Linked DNA regions of Homo sapiens: region 1 is linked to region 2. Evidence: read pairs that join two places in POLR2A ChIA-PET (ENCODE). Cell type or tissue: GM12878. All regions are shown on one strand.

Evidence for each region. ChIA-PET counts read pairs that join two places held together with the same protein. Peaks named below come from ENCODE experiments on the same cell type or tissue, not always from the same donor. Only the 100,000 strongest peaks of a DNase experiment are listed, where the experiment ranks them.
Region 1: POLR2A ChIA-PET joins it to region 2 with 8 read pairs; 5 of 35 experiments call an interaction of 5 or more read pairs at or near these places.

Annotation. Positions count from the first base shown.
Region 1 is chr6:138,668,006-138,673,005 of GRCh38, reverse strand. It overlaps a transcript of NHSL1 not described here. Among named protein-coding and RNA genes, the nearest start is that of NHSL1-AS1, 21 kb to the left of the region's middle. In GM12878, no CTCF peak of the experiment used is centred here; no DNase peak of the experiment used is centred here.
Region 2 is chr6:138,766,361-138,771,360 of GRCh38, reverse strand. All of the region lies in intron 1 of CCDC28A-AS1 (CCDC28A antisense RNA 1), which reads left to right. Among named protein-coding and RNA genes, the nearest start is that of CCDC28A-AS1, 4.8 kb to the left of the region's middle. RefSeq lists an enhancer at 2,616-2,675. In GM12878, no CTCF peak of the experiment used is centred here; a DNase peak (open chromatin) is centred at 2,604; H3K27ac peaks cover 670 bases.

The DNA.
Region 1 (5,000 bases), 98 kb after region 2:
AGTCTTGCTCTCCCAGATTGGAGTGCAGTGGTGCGATCTCGGCTCACTGCAACCTCTGCCTCCCTGGTTCAAGCAATTTTCCTGCCTCAGCCGCCCGAGTAGCTGGGACTACAAGTGCGTGCCACCATGCCCAGCTAATTTTTGTAATTTTAGTAGAGACAAGGTTTCATCATGTTGGCCAGGCTGGTCTTGATTTCCTGACCTCGTGATCTGCCTACCTCGGCCTCCCAAAGTGCTGAGATTACAGGTGTGAGCCACTGCGCCCAGCTGAAACATTTTTATTATAAGTCCTCAAAAAGGAATATATCTCATGTTTTAGGAGACATAATGTAGTATTTGAAATTGAAATATGGTGAACGTCTGTTTCAAAAAGAAGTGGAAAGTGTTCTGAATTAGCTATTATGTTCCTTTTGCTCAGATATTCTGCTTGTACTTGATTCCACTTTAGAATTAGACCATATTGCCCCTCAGATGGCTTCACAGACCTAGACTGAGCTGAAGTGTTCTTTTAGTATACTATGGTTTTTAAAAAATTTTTTCCTGGGTTATAGATAGTAATTACCTAATTCCATTTTTAGTTTTATTGTTGAGTGCTGGGCGGTCAGAGGAATAACTATGAAGGGGAAAGAAAATCATAGGGAGGAGGTAGCGATGAAATTCCTTCTTGACTGATAGTTACTGCACGCTTTAAAAAATAATGTATTCTCCTTAGCATTCAAGGATGTAACTGTTATGAGATTGTTAAGCTGCCTTCTTTGACTTTTTCCCCAATGGTTGTAGAGGATTTATGGTGAAAAAGTTTTCATTTCATGCTGTATACAGTCTCTCTTGGTGAATGAGCTGACTGCATGGCCACAGACACGAGCACTGGGCATGAGCCAGTGTGAATGGTCATGGGTAGTCATTCAGAAATTTTAGCTGATTTTAAAGAAATTTTCCTCTGTATCTCCAAACATTACGCTCCTTTTGCTCTTTTGTGGTTTTTTAGTTTTAAGTATTGGTATCTATTGACCTCTCAAGATGAGGATTTAGCCCTTTTTTCCTTCCTCAACCCACCCCCCTATAGGTATACCTCCCATCCTACATCTTCCCTATCCTCTTTCATTGCTTTGTTTAGTTCAGCATTCAGTGTGTATAGCGTTAAAGCAGTGTCCACCATTCGAGCAGAGCCACATCATCAAACACGATTGCTTTTCCTTTATTTTACAACTTTTGTCTCTCCTGACATAAATAACGGCTTTTTGGGGTGTGTATATTTCTATGTGTTTATTGTTGTTTCAACTTTCAACTCTACCCTATCAGTATCTTCTTTTTGCCTTAAGAATTCACTGAGTTTTGTCTTCTTGGAGATATGACTCCTAGAGCCTTCCAATCTGATTTAATCTAATCTAGATGAGTGTTCCTCCGTGGCTGGTTCTCAGCCATCTGTGTGACCTCCTTCACTGTCATCCTAGAGACTTCCTTTCTCTTCTGATGCCTGTCTCCCCTAATCACTTTCTTGGTTTACTTCTTCATTTGGTGGAGCCCTGCCTCTGATATCTTTTTTTTTTTTTTTGGAGACAGATTCTCGCTCTGTTGCCCAGCCTGGAGTGCAGTGGCGCGATCTTGGCTCACTGCAATCTCTGCCTCCTGGGTTCAAGCAATTCTTCTGCCTCAGCCTCCCGAGTAGCTGGGATTACAGGCGCACGTCATCATGCCCGGCTAATTTTTTAGTAGAGACGGGGTTTCACCATGTTGGCCAGGCTGGTCTCGAACTCCTGACCTTAAGTGATCTGCCCGCCTCGGCCTCCCAAAGTGTTGGGATTACAGGCGTGAGCCACCACGCCCGACCTATTTTTATTTTATTTTTTAGAGATAGAATCTTGCTCTGTCACTCAGGCTGGAGTGTAGTGGCGTGTTCATAGCGCACTGCAGCCTCAAACTCCTGGCTTCAAGTGATCCTCCTGCCTCAGCCTCCTGGGAGTATCTGGGACTCCAGACATGCACCACCATGCCTGGCTAAGTTTTAAAACACTTTTTGTAGAGGTAGGAGTCTCACTGTGTTGCTCGTCTTGAACTCCTGGCCTCAGCAATCCTTCCTCCTCAGCCTCCCAGGGTGCTGGGATTACAGGCATTGAGCCACTGTGCTTGGCCTATCTGGTCCATTTCTTATTCTTTCTTTTTCAGTCCTTCTACTGAGCTTTTCATTTTTGCTATCAGGTTTTTCATTTGCAAGAGCTTGTTTTGTTGTTCTTGTTCTGGGTATTCTTTTATATAACATCCTGCTTTTAGTTTATTGATGTACTGTCTCTTCTTATCTCTGAGACTGAGTTTTTAAAGTTTTTTTTTTTTTTTTTTTTTGAGACGGAGTCTCGCTTTGTCGCCCAGGCTGGAGTGCAGTGGCGGGATCTCGGCTCACTGCAAGCTCCGCCTCCCGGGTTCACGCCATTCTCCTGCCTCAGCCTCCCAAGTAGCTGGGACTACAGGCGCCCGCCACTACGCCCGGCTAATTTTTTGTATTTTTAGTAGAGACGGGGTTTCACCGTTTTAGCCGGGATGGTCTCGATCTCCTGACCTCGTGATCCGCCCGCCTCGGCCTCCCAAAGTGCTGGGATTATAGGCGTGAGCCACCGCGCCCGGCCTTTTTTTTTTTTTTACCTTCAACGGTGTTTGCTGCAAGTTGTTTTTTTCTGTTTAGATCTCTTTTCCATTTGAATGATTTTCCTAAGGTGTCTAGTAGTCTCTGGCTGTCTCTATTCATGTAAGAGGGTGAGGGACTCAAAGGCTGCTTGGAAGGTCTGAGTGTTTGAAGGGGGCTTGTTGGCTGGGTGGGAGCGTTGTGGGGAAGAGGACCTGTCAGTAACTTTATTGATTGATTGATTGATTTTATTTTTATTTTAGTTTTTGAGATGGAGTCTCACTCTGTCACCCAGGCTGGAGTGCAGTGGCGTGATTTCGGCTCACTGCAACCTCCACCTCCTGGGTTCAAGCAGTTCTCCTGCCTCAGTCTCCCAAGTAGCTGGGATTACAGGCACATGTTACCATGCCCGGCTAAATTTTGTATTTTTAGTAGAGACAGGGTTTGACCATATTGGCCATGCTGGTCTCAAACTCCTGACCTCGGGTGATCCACCCACCTTGGCCTCCCAAAGTGCTAGGATTACAGGTGTGAGCCACTGCACCCGGCCTGTCAGTAACTTTATTTAGGTCATCTTAGGCTGCTCAGTTTCTCCAAAGAAGACCCCTCTACTCTCTTAGCTGGCTGGTAAGGCCCAACTGTCAGCTTTCCAGGAGCTGTGTGGAAAGAAGCCTGGGTCTCAGCATTCAGAATGCATCTTTTTACTTACTTCCTCTATGTTTGGTAGGTTCTCAACTGTGCTTTGTATTCTCAGACCAGAAACCTTCTGTTTTAACCCTTTAACATCCAGTTTCCTGCCAGGATGGGAAGGGTGGCCACTCGTGGCTAGGAATGTGGTCAGGAGATGTAGGGTTAACAATTTTCAACCAATTCTTCTTTTAACTGTTCCTTCTTCCCCAAGAAAATCAATTCACCTCTACTTCCAGAAGTCCTTATTACCGCCAATACCTGCACTTTGGGAACTCGGCAGTATAAATAGCATAGGTTCTTAGCTTCCCCGCCGAGTTGGTTTAGGATTGTCTTCATCAAGTCACCCGTCTGTTATGGCTCAACCTTTATTCTCCACTTTATGAAAATTTTTTTGTCACCTCTTCCCCCATTCTCTCCATCTTCTTAAAACAATCTCTTTGCTGCAGTTTCAGTAGGGCTTTGAGAGGGGTCTAGATTTGACATCTGTGTTCAGTTCGCCCCCTTTGCTAGAACTCCAGGACACTTTCTATGTGTGTGTTTTCCTATCTTCTCAAGCAGAATACCTTTCCCTGTGCTTTCCTCGCCTCCCCTGTTCTATGAAGGATACCACCATGCTTTTAGCCATCAGACCAGAACTTAAGGGTCAGCTTAAGTGTGGAATGTTTTACTCTGAGATGGTGACTTCATTTGCTAAGTAAATGCAACTAGTCATGAGGCCAATTTCCCTTGCTTCCTCCATCGTGTATCCAACCAGTGAACAATTTTTCTTGTTTCTAGGGCCGGGTACGGTGGCTCACACCTGTAATCCCAGCACTTTGGGAGGCCGAGGTGGGTGGATCACAAGGTCAGGAGATTGAGACCATCCTGGCCAACATGGTGAAACCCTGTCTCTGCTAAAAATACAAAAATTAGCTGGATGTGGTGGCACGTGCCTGTAGTCCCAGCTACGCGGGAGACTGAGGCAGGAGAATCGCTTAACCCGGGAGGCGGAGGTTGCAGTGAGCCGAGACTGCGCCACTGCACTCCAGCCTGGCTACAGAGCAAGACTCTGTCTCAAAAAAAAAAAAAAAAAGAAAAAAAAATTTCTTGTTTTTAAATTCTTTTTTTCTTTCCTTTTAAAAAAGTTTATTTCATTTTTAATTGACAGATAATAATTGCATATGTTTATGGGGTGCAACATGATGTTTTGATAATGTATATATGGTGAAATGATGAAATCAGGCTAGTTAGCAAAACAATTTCTTTTCTTTTTTTTGAGATGGAGTTTCGCTCTTGTTGGCCAGGTTGGAGTGCAATGGCACCATCTCGGCTCACTGCAACCTCCGCCTCCCAGGTTCAAGCGATTCTTCTGCCTCATCCTCCCTAGTAGTTGCGACTACAGGCATGAGCCACCATGCTTGGCTAATTTTATATTTTTAGTAGAGACGGGGTATTTTGTATTTTTAGTAGAGACTAACCCCTGACCTCAGGTGATCCATCCACCTCGGCCTCCCAAACTGCTGGGATTGCAGGCGTGAGCTACTGTGCCCAGCCACAATTTCTTTTCTAACAAGGTCTCTCACTCTGTCTGATAAGTCACCAGGTCCCCATGTTCCTGGAGGGGCTGCCCATGCTGGTTTAACCTGTGGTGTGTGTCCACTAAAATGAATTCTTTCTGAGTGGTCCTAAGTGTACCACACAGTCAAAAACAAAG
Region 2 (5,000 bases):
ATGTCACTGTGCTCCAGCCTGGGTTACAAAATGAGACCCTGTCTCAAAAAAATAAAAAAAAAATAAGAAGGAGAAGGAGAAGAAAAGAAGCATTCTTGAATAGAACATACGGCTAAAATGCAGGCCATTAGGCAAAATGAACTTTAACATGTTTGAGGAAGCAGAGGGTTAGTGAGGTGAATTGTACTGGGCTAGGGACAGAGTGACGCAAGATAGAGTTGTTGTAGAGGTACAGTTTCAAGTGTGATTTCTTTAATCTAAAATCTAGAGTTCCTCCCTGAGAGAAATGATCTTTCAGATTTTCTAGATTTTCCTTTAATTCCTTTAAACTGTAAGCATCCATTCTTTGGATTAACTGTTAAATGCAGACCTTGTATAAATTACTCCAATCATATACTTTCTTCCTGAGGATTATATTTAGAGGATGGGAGCTTTGATTAACAAGACCCTTCCCCTGCCTCCCAGTACTCATACATTGTATAGCATAGGTAGGTAAGGAGGAATACTGCTGGCGAATTTCCTAGTAGTGGCAGTGGAGAGCCATTGAGAGAAAAATCTGCTGGGGGCCCAGAAATCTCTATTTAAAAAAAATTTGTCTTATGGAAAATTTCAAACATATACTGAGGAAGACAGAAGACTATAATGAATCCCTCATCCAGCCATTAACCCCTGGCCAATGATGTCGATTATAGCTGTTACCAGTGACGTTGACCCTGATCCTTTATGGAATGGAATTTTTGTTATGTTATTTTTTAGGGTGCTATGAGGATAAGAAAAGAAACAGGCATTTGAGAAGAAAATTATAACCGAATTTATACTTATAAATTTTTGATATCATAATCTCAGGTGATTCACATGGACACGCGTAAACACACCCACAAGTGCAGCTAGAAGTAAATCACCCAGAAACTGTCATTGTCCTTGTACATTGTATATACAATGCAATCATTTCATACCTTGGCCAGAAAACTGTGATTTCTGTCTTGCAAAGCTGTATGTAGTAGATAATGTGATAACCTGTAATATTGATCTGATAAATATGTATTCAGATGAAACCTGTAAAAAAAAAAAGCCCCTCTTCTGACATTTTTCAGTCTCTAGTATTATGTTGAAGTAAATCTCAGATATAATTTAATCCCTAATATTTTAATATAGATTGCTAAAAGATTAAAACTTTTAAAGACTTCACCACAATGCCTTTATGATTCCTAAGCAGCAATGAATGATTAATGTTATTAAATATTCAGTAAGTATTCAAGTTTCCATTCGAATCAGAAGTGTCATAACTTTTTTCACATTTTACTTGAGTCAGGAACCTCTCTTTCTGTAAGGTCCTCAGGTGATGAATGGGTTTGGAAGCCTCTCTTGTACAGCCTCATTAGTTGAGCTACAAACATGCATTGTCCTTTCCCTTCAGAAAGTTAGGGCGCTATGAAAGCAGGAGTCCCCAGCCTCCAGCTGTAGACTGGAACTAGTCCGTGGCCTGTTAGGAACTGGGCCACACAGCAGGAGGTGAGCAGCCAGTGAGGGAGCATTACCACCTGAGCTCCCACCTACTGTCAGATCAGCAGTGGCATGAGATTCTCATAGGAGCCTGAGCCCTAATGTGAACTGCGCATGCAAGGGATCTAGGTGGGCGGTGGTCCTTATGAGAATCTAACGAAAGCCTGATGATCTCAGGTGGAACAGTTTCAGTTTCATCCCCAACCCCCACCCCGCCCCATCCATGGAAAGATTGTTTTCCACTAAACTGGTCCCTGGTGCCAAAAAGATTGGGGACTGTTGCTCTAAAGGGGAAGGCAGGTATCTCAAAGCAAATGGATACTCTCAGTGCCTGAAGCACAGTCATTCCTGTATTGTCCTTTGTGGTTCTTATAGGGAAGAGATGTTTTTTGTTTGTTTCTTGTTTTTGTTTGTTTTTACCCAGAAGCCTATCCATCATTTTCTAAGTGTGCTTCCACTTCCATTTCCCCTGATGCCGGAATGCCTTGGCCAAGATAGTAACTGCTTAATGCTTCTTTGCGTGTCTGGCTCAGGAAACAGCTAAGAAAAAAGATAAGAAGTCATAAAGCAGAAATGAGCTCGGCATGTTCACGGAACTGAAAGAATGCCAGCGTAGTGGTCTGGAGTGCAGGGGGACAAGAAGTAGTATGAGATGAAGTCCCCAAGGTTGCCAGAGGGTCAGGTCAGGAAGGGTTTTTTAAACCAATATAAGAAATCTGTATTTTTTCCCCTAAGCACAGCAATAGGCATTGGAGAGTTTTAAGGCATGACATGGTCTAAGTTACATTTTTAAAAGATTATTCTATAGAAGAATGGAAACAGGAAGGCCAGTTAAGAGAAATGGGCCATAGTGAGGTGTTATATAGGCTTGCTTTACAGCTCAGACCTGAAAAAATAAGTTATTTCAAAAGCCATACTGTACTATGACTACTATTATAAAACTTGGTAAGATTCCTTGAGACACCCTCTAAAAAGGGTGCCAAGAGACTGGATCTGAACTATCCAGCACTGAAGGCCTTCAGAGCTGTGCTATTGTAGATGAGCAAGCCTTTTGGGAACTGTTAATAGTGAAAGGAAGAACCACGTGGTGAAGAGCTGGGAGCCACCATTTATGGAGGAGCATGGTATGGTGTCATGGAAAGTGCACCAGACCGGGAGTTGGGGGAAACCCCATCTCTTGTCTACTCCAGGCTGTACACTTTTTTTTTTTTGAGACAGAGTCTCACTCTGTCACCAGGCTGGAGTGCAGTGGCAGAATCTTGGCTCACTGCAACCTCCGCCTCCCAAGTTCAAGCGATTCTCGTGCCTCAGCCTTCTGAATATCTGGGATTACAGGCAGGTGCCACCACACCCAGCTAATTTTTGTATTTTTAGTAAAGACGGGATTTTACCATGTTGGCCAGGAAGGTCTCCATCTCCTGACCTCGTGATCCCCCCGCCTCAGCCTCCCAAAGTGCTGGGATTACAGGCATGAGCCACTGTGCCCAGCCTCTAGGCTGTACATCTTAAGTATTAGTGAGAGGCCCAAAAATGAACACAGAGGCCCTTACCAATTTAAGTATTTTGTTGTTGTTGTTGTTGTTAATGGCTTTGGAAAAACAAGGGGCAAAATCAGACTTTAAAAGTTATATGGGCCAGGTGCGGTGGCTCATGCCTGTAATCCCAGCACTTTGGGAGGCTGAGGCAGGCGGATCACAAGGTCAAGAGATGGAGACCATCCTGGCCAACATGGTGAAACCGTGTCTCTACTAAAAATACAAAAATTAGCTGGGTGTGGTGGCACATGCCTGTAGTCCCAGCTACTCGGGAGGCTGAGGCAGGAGAATCGCTTGAACATGGGAGGCGGAGGTTGCAGTGAGCCGAGATTGTGCCACTGCACTCCAGCCTGGTGACAGTGCAAGACTCCATCTCAAAAAAAAAAAAAAAATAATAAGTTATATGGATAGACATTTACAACATTCCTACATATATGGTTTTTTATAAACTGCCTTCATCACTAGGCTATAACTTCCTTGAGGGCAAATATGTTTTATTTGATTTTTGTATCCTAAGCACATTGCAAAGAACATAACATAAAGTAGGTGCTCAATAAATGAGGTAGGAATGAATGAAACTTCCTGATTTTATTTCCGAAAGTAAAGTGATTCCAGCAACCCCTCTTTAAACCAAAGTAGGCCCAGTCATAATGCTAATCAGATGGCATCACTACTGCCCAGGCAAGTGCTCTTTTTTTCTTAGCAGAGCAATTCTGGCTACACCGGCCTTTCTGCCAAGTGGTTTGAAGAAGGAAACCATCCTAAAGCTTAGGGGAATCATTGACTGATTGGTTCTTTAAAAAACAAAACAAAACAAAAAAAAACGTAATATTTGGGATGGTTTCAGGTTATGATTCTACAAAATTTACTTTTAATCCAACTTCAAGTTCAGACTTCCTTTTTAAGGCCAAGAGTAAACAGGATTAGGGGATGGTTATCAGCAAGATAGGAAGATGATTCGTTCTCCCAGTATCCTGTATCCAGGTTCTTGGTTCTTGCCACATGAACACTCCAGCTTTAGAAGAAGGTTTGTGTTACAGACTTAACCAGACAGCAAAGGATATCATGGGTAAGCAGACTGGCAGTAGTGCATTACAACCCTTCCTTCAGTTTTCTCTCTTTTTCTTGAATTTTAGTCCAAATTCAGCAGTATTATCATGGAGAACCACAAGGCTGCTAAGAAATATGTGTAGAGATAGCTTACAATATAGCAGAGGAAGAGGAAGGAAGGGAGGCGAGAAAGAAGAAAGGAAAGAAGGAGAAGAAAGAGAGGGAAGGAGGAAGGGAAGCAAAGAAAAAGCTTCCATAACACTTCGTTTATATCTCTATTTTAAAGTATTTGTTTAAAACCCAAACTGCTACCACTCTGAATTTTAAGAAATTGGCATAATTCCTGTCAGTGGGGAAATATTAAATATAGGGGCAAGAGAAGGGATGAGACTCTAGGTAGAAGACCCATTGTGTTGTCTGAGAGTTGGATGTGCACAGGTGGGCAGGAGGCTGAGTTTAAGGATATGAGATTGAGAACATTGAATTATTCTGTATAATAAAGTTGGAAGAATTGTTCACTGGGGTGAGTTTGGGGGTTGGGATTATTGCTAAGAGATAGCCAAAAAAAAAAAGAGGTCAGAGGCAGAGGGAGAAAGGCCTGTCAAAGTGGTAGGAAGGAGGAAGACTTTAAAAAGAGAAAGTCTGTTATTCAATTTGCAACTGTTAATGTTACTGTAAATGCACACACTGACACACACACAGGCACACACATCCCCCATGCTCCCAGACAGCAACATAAGTCCTCTATAAGCTCACAGCTTGTCATGAATGAATCATTATGATAATCAAAGAAAAGGGGTTGTGTTCCACATCTTTGGGAGATTTCATGGAGATTGAAGATGAAATGTGTGTAACAATAAGGAAGTCCAAAAACTGAACTGTGTCAGATGAAGCAGGAGCTTAGACTAAGTC